2 separate regions of the Homo sapiens genome follow, and region 2 is linked to region 1. The links are chromatin contacts, found by Hi-C or POLR2A ChIA-PET in ENCODE. All regions are on one chromosome and are shown on one strand. The core of a region is the stretch at or near the end of the contact, and the rest is flanking DNA. Distances in the headings are between cores, read along the strand shown. Region 1 has its middle 25 kb from the start of VDAC1. Region 2 overlaps PPP2CA (protein phosphatase 2 catalytic subunit alpha).

Region 1 (2,700 bases), core at 170-2,669:
AACACATTTTTTTTTTAACTAAGTAAATTTAATCCCTGTAGACTTACTCTAAGTCTTCATTTTCCCATATATGAAAGGTAGGGATAAAACCAGGAGGTCTTCAATGTTCCTTACTGTCTAAAATCCTATGTTGGATTTAGTTCTTTCTTGATCAGCTGGAATGGACTGCAAATGGCTTCTTCCAAGGTTAATGATCCCCACACCAGGTGGTCATCCAGGACCACCTGAGGGCAAAAGTGTGAGGTCCCTGTAGTCTGTCTCATGAGTGGCAAGTGATGGTAATGGAAGTGGTAGCTGTAACATTACTGTTGTTGGGTCCCTTGGGATCCCTAGGGAAGGGGCCTTGTTCCAGCAAATCTAGGCATAATTCATGATTCTAGCACAAACAGAAAGCTGCAGAGAGGCTGGGAGCAGTGGCTCACGGCTGTAATCCCAGCACTTTGGGAGGCCAAGGTGGGCAGATCACTTGAGGTCAGGAGTTCAAGACCAGCCTGACCATCATGGTAAAACCCCTAAAAAACCCCTACTAAAAATACAAAATTAGCCAGATGTGGTGGCAGAGGCCTGTAATCCCAGATTCTCAGGAGGCTGAGGCAGGAGAATCACTTGAACCTGGGAGATGGAGGTTGCGGTGAGCTGAGATCGCTGTCACCACTGGACTCCAGCTTCCAGCTTGGGCGACAGAGTGAGACTCCATCTCAAAAAAAAAAGAAAGAAAGAAAGAAAGAATGCTGAGGGGAAAACTTTTCTACCCTTACTGAAACCTGCTGGTCTGAGCTTTCTTATTATTAGAGCTTTCAAACAGAACCTTGTGAGGAGGTGAGCTCTCTGCCACTGGAAGTTCTGAATGACTAGGAGATTTTGCAGAAGGCTCTATGCATTACTGGGGCCTCCCTGTCCAACATGATGGGCACTAGCCATATGTGCTATGTAATGCTTATTTCATATTAACATTTTTTTCTCTTTTTTTTTTTGAGATGGAGTTTCACTCTTGTTGCCCAGGCTGGAGTATAATGGCACGATCTTGCTCACCGCGGACCTCCACCTCCCAGGTTCAAGCGATTCTCCTGCCTCATCCTCCCAAGTAGCTGGGATTACAGTCAAGCACCACCACGCCCGGCTAATTTTGTGTTTTTAGTAGAGATAGGGTTTCTCCATGTTGGTCAGGCTGGTCTCAAAGTCCTGACCTCAGGTGATCCACCAGCCTCAGCCTCCCAAAGTGCTGGGATTACAGGTGTGAGCCACCGTGCCCGGCCTTTTTCCTTTTTCTATTGAAATAATTATAGATTTCCAGGAAGTTGCAAAAAGTAGTTGAGAGAGGTCTCACGTACCTGTCACCCAGTTTTCCCAAGGGGTTACATTTTACATTACTGTAGCGCAATATCAAAACCAGGAAGTTGATGTTAGTACAATGTGTGTGTATAGTTCTGTGCCATTTTCTCACATGTGTAGATTTATGTAACTACCACCTAATCGTGATACAGAACTATCCCAGCATCTCAAAGACCTCCCACAGGCTATCCTTTTATAGTCACTCCCACCGCCCTTTTCCCACCATCCCTAACCCTTGGTAACCACTAATCTGTTTTCTATCTCCCTACTTTTGTCATTTCAAGAATGTTACATAAATGGAATCCTACACATGTGCTATTTAAATGTCAAGTTTAATTTATTAAAATTAAATCAAATTAAAAAGTTAGTTCCTCAGTCATATCAGCCACATTTTGAATGCTCAATAGCCACGTTTGCCTAGTGACCATCAAATTGCACAGCACAGATGCACGGCTGTTCTATCATTGCAGAAAGTTCTATTGGAAAGTGCTGCTTTAGGGAATAAGACCAGATCTGTGGTTCACAAATGCTGATTCATAAGCCCAATTACCCAACAGTGTGACAAAATACAGATTCCTGAGTGTATTACTTATATATTGTGGCATAATAAATTACCCCAAAGTGCAGTGGCTTAAAACAATGATCAACCTTTATTACCCCACATATTTTCTGTAGGTCAGGAGTTCTTGGGTGACTCAGCTGTGCTGTTAGGCACAGAGTCTCTCATGAAGCTGCAATCAAGAGGTTGGTCAGGGGCAGCCATCTGAAGGCTTCGCTGGGGCAGAAGGAGCCTCCTCCAAGGTGGCTCACTCACATGGCTGGCCAGTTGGTGCTAGATGTTAGATGGGCACCCACTTCTGTTTGCCTAGGACTAAGAGGTTCCCTAGGATGTGGGACTTTCAGTGTGAAAACTGGAACTGTCCTAGACAAACCAGAACGATTGGTCACCCTACTGCTGCTAGGAGGGCTCAGTTCCACCCAACATGGGCCTCTTCCAGGGCTGCTTGAGTGTCCTTATGACATGGCCGCCATCTTTTCCTAGGATGAGGGATCCAGGAGAGTGCTGTGGTCCACATTCAAGGACAGGGGAATTAGCAACTGCCTTCTGAAGGGAGGATTGTCAAAGAATATGTGGACATATTTTAAACCTTCCATACTGTCCCATCTGATTGGGCAGATGATACAGGGCCTAGGAATCTGTACTTGGCTGAGGGATCAATGATCCCTGATGTACAGTCACATTTGCCTACCAGTGGTTTGGCTGGCCGCAAGGTCCCTTCCCACTGTGAAATGACGGTCATCCCACCTACCTCAGGAGGCATTCACGGGAGGGAAGGAGGAGGAAGAGCAATGCCAGGCCAGAGGAAT
Region 2 (2,700 bases), core at 26-2,525, 190 kb before region 1:
CCACAGTCAAATGTCATGCATGTGTGTATTTGTTTCATGGTCTCCTAGGCAGGAAGCTGTAATGCAGTTAGTTTGGAGTTGACTTCATGAGGAAACAGAAAAGGTGAACATTCCCACTATTCAGAAACACAGGTTCCCCAACCCTCCCTACGTTCTCCACTGGGACCAGAATTGTATGTTTTCAGAAAATTGGCTGTAAGGCTAAGTTGAAGCTCATGTACTGTAGAAAGAATGAAGGACCCTTCAGGAGTATGTGGGATAACATTTGTATTACCAGTCTGGTGTGGCCCTGTTTTATGGCAGCAAATATGTTCCCTATCTCATGGTAAGTCAGGTTTGTCAGAGTTACCTGTGAGATAGCCTTTGCTTAGTTTGGAAGGGGTAAGTTAGGAAAACTAAGAGACTGGGTTTGGTGGGGTCTTTTATCAGGGTACTGAGGAGAGAGGCAAAGCTATATGTAACAGGGAGACACTATTTATTCTTTCTGCTTTGACCCATTTCTCTTACTTCATTATCATCCTTGCCTGAGAAAGCTGTCAACCTCCACTCATACACAGGCAGATCTGAATTGGATGAGAACCATGAAGGAGGAAGATTTTTGTTTTTGTGGGCTTTTTTTTTTTTTTTTTTTTTTGAGATAGAGTCTCACAGTCGCCCAGGCTGGAGTGCAGTGGTGTGATCTCGGCTCACTGCACCCTCTGCCTCCCAAGTTCAAGCAGTTCTCCTGCCTCAGCCTCCCAAATAGTTGGGATTATAGGTGTGTGCCACCACACCCAGCTAATTTTTGTATTTTTAGTAGAGACAGGGTTTCACCATGTTGGCCAGGCTGGTCTTGAACTCCTTACGTCAAGTGATCCACCCATCTCAGCCTCCCAAAGTGCTAGGATTACAGGCATGAGCCACTGGCACCAGACCTGTTTTTGTTTTAAATAGATTTTCTTTTGGCTTCTGGGGCAGAAGTGGTAGACCAGGCTGAAGAAGGGAGAGGTGTCTATTGTCAGTAAATGGCTGAGAGGTGGGGTTTGAAAGAATGGTAAAGAACAACCTGAGATTAACTGCTTTTTTTTTTTTTTTTTTTTTGATACGGAGCCTCGCTCTGTTGCCCAGGCCAGAGTACAGTTGCATGATCTCGGCTCACTGCAACCTTTGTCTCCCACGTTCAAGTGTTTCTCCTGCCTCAGCCTCCTGAGTAGCTGGGATTACAGGCATGTGCCACCATGCCTAGCTAATTTTTTTATTTTTAGTAGAGACAGGGTTTCATCATGTTGGCCAGGCTGGTCTTGAACTGCTGACCTCAAGTGATCCGCCCGCCTCAGCCTCCCAAAGTGCTGGGATTACAGGTGTGAGCCACTGTGCCCAGCTAACTGCTTAACTTCTTCACATTGCAGTATTATTGCCTGTTTATTGGTCTGTTGTGGATTGTGGTTTAGAATGGATGAACAAGGCAGTGACACAGATGCGTGTATATCTGAATCTGGGTATTTTTTAAACTAAATGTGACCAGTTGGCCAGTCCCTCTTGCACCCTGTGTTGCCACTTCTGCCTTAGTTTAGTCATTTAGTTGCTACTACAGATGGGGATTTTTACCCTGCTGGTGTTGAGGCTGGAAGGTTGCAAACCTTTGTCCTAGATGGGGACGAGGAGTAGAATGGGAGACAAGCAGTAGCATGTGTTTACCTGGCCAAAGGCCTGCAAAATGTAGTTCACAGAGGTTATGGAGTGTCATTGATGCTATCGTGTGACAGTGTACATTTGATTTTGGAACCAGTATTTAATAAACCTTCATTGTATGCATTATTGTCACTATTGAGCTTTGTCTAAAAAGCACTACCTTATTCTCGTGTATAAGGATTTCTTAGTTTGGTTTTGCTCTAATTAATAGCACAGTTTTGGATTAGTCAGGAGATTGACTTTATAGTTAATTCTAGATAGGGAATGTTTTAGAATGCTTGTGCCGGTGGTGATCAAGTAACTTATTTTTCTGCCACTAATCTGTAAATGAGCAATAATGCCCACTATCTATTTCTTTTGGCTGGCTTTACTTAATAAAATAGGCTTAAGACATGCTTTAGGATGGGGTAGAATTCTAGTAATGGAATCAACCTTAAAGACCATCTAGGCTGGCGGGGCACAGTGGCTCACGCCTGGAATCCCAGCACTTTGGGAGGCTGAGGTGGGTGGATCACGAGGTCAGGAGATGGAGCCCATCCTGGCTAGCACGGTGAAACCCCGTCTCTACTAAAAATACAAAAAATTTAGCCAGGCATGGTGGTGGGCGCCTGTAGTCCCAGCTGCTCGGGAGGCTGAGGCAGGAGAATTGCTTGAACCCAGCAGGCAGAGGTTGCAGTGAGCCGAGATCGTGCCCCTGCACTCCAGCCTAAGCGACAGCAAGACTCCATCTTAAAAGAAAAAAAAAAAAAAGAAAGAAACAACCATCTAGACTAATTCATCTTACACAGATGAGGGAGGAAACTGAGACCCAGAGTGGTTGAATCTTGTTCATGATGTATTATTGTGACAATTTTTTAATAAGTAGATATATAGCAGCATTTCTCAGTTGTGTAGTAGATTAAAACTTCTTTTTCTATGCAGGAATGATTGGGAGTGTTTAATTCATTCACATATGTAGGTTAGTTGGTAAAGGTTGAGTTTAGTCTATTGTGCATATGAGACATAGGGCTTTAAGGATCTTTCCTTTTG

Evidence for each region. A loop is a pair of places that touch in the nucleus more often than their neighbours do. ChIA-PET counts read pairs that join two places held with the same protein, here RNA polymerase II (POLR2A). Pooled maps may share reads with other maps.
Region 2: a loop to region 1 is called in a pooled map, with 2.0 times the contacts of the local background. The contact joins two enhancer-like sites. A Hi-C loop is called at or near these places in 10 of 50 pooled maps. POLR2A ChIA-PET finds 5 or more read pairs at or near these places in 14 of 52 experiments (CD4-positive, alpha-beta T cell, CD4-positive, alpha-beta memory T cell, CD8-positive, alpha-beta T cell and 10 more).

Annotation. Positions count from the first base shown.
Region 1 is chr5:134,028,615-134,031,314 of GRCh38, reverse strand. It overlaps a transcript of VDAC1 not described here. Among named protein-coding and RNA genes, the nearest start is that of VDAC1, 25 kb to the right of the region's middle. RefSeq lists an enhancer at 555-654. Within about 2 kb of position 1,419, at least 2 of the 41 ENCODE cell types and tissues checked have a DNase peak (open chromatin) inside an H3K27ac peak, as active enhancers do.
Region 2 is chr5:134,218,391-134,221,090 of GRCh38, reverse strand. All of the region lies in intron 1 of PPP2CA (protein phosphatase 2 catalytic subunit alpha), which reads left to right. Among named protein-coding and RNA genes, the nearest start is that of MIR3661, 6.0 kb to the left of the region's middle. RefSeq lists enhancers at 1,529-1,588, 1,639-1,698. Within about 2 kb of position 1,275, at least 2 of the 41 ENCODE cell types and tissues checked have a DNase peak (open chromatin) inside an H3K27ac peak, as active enhancers do.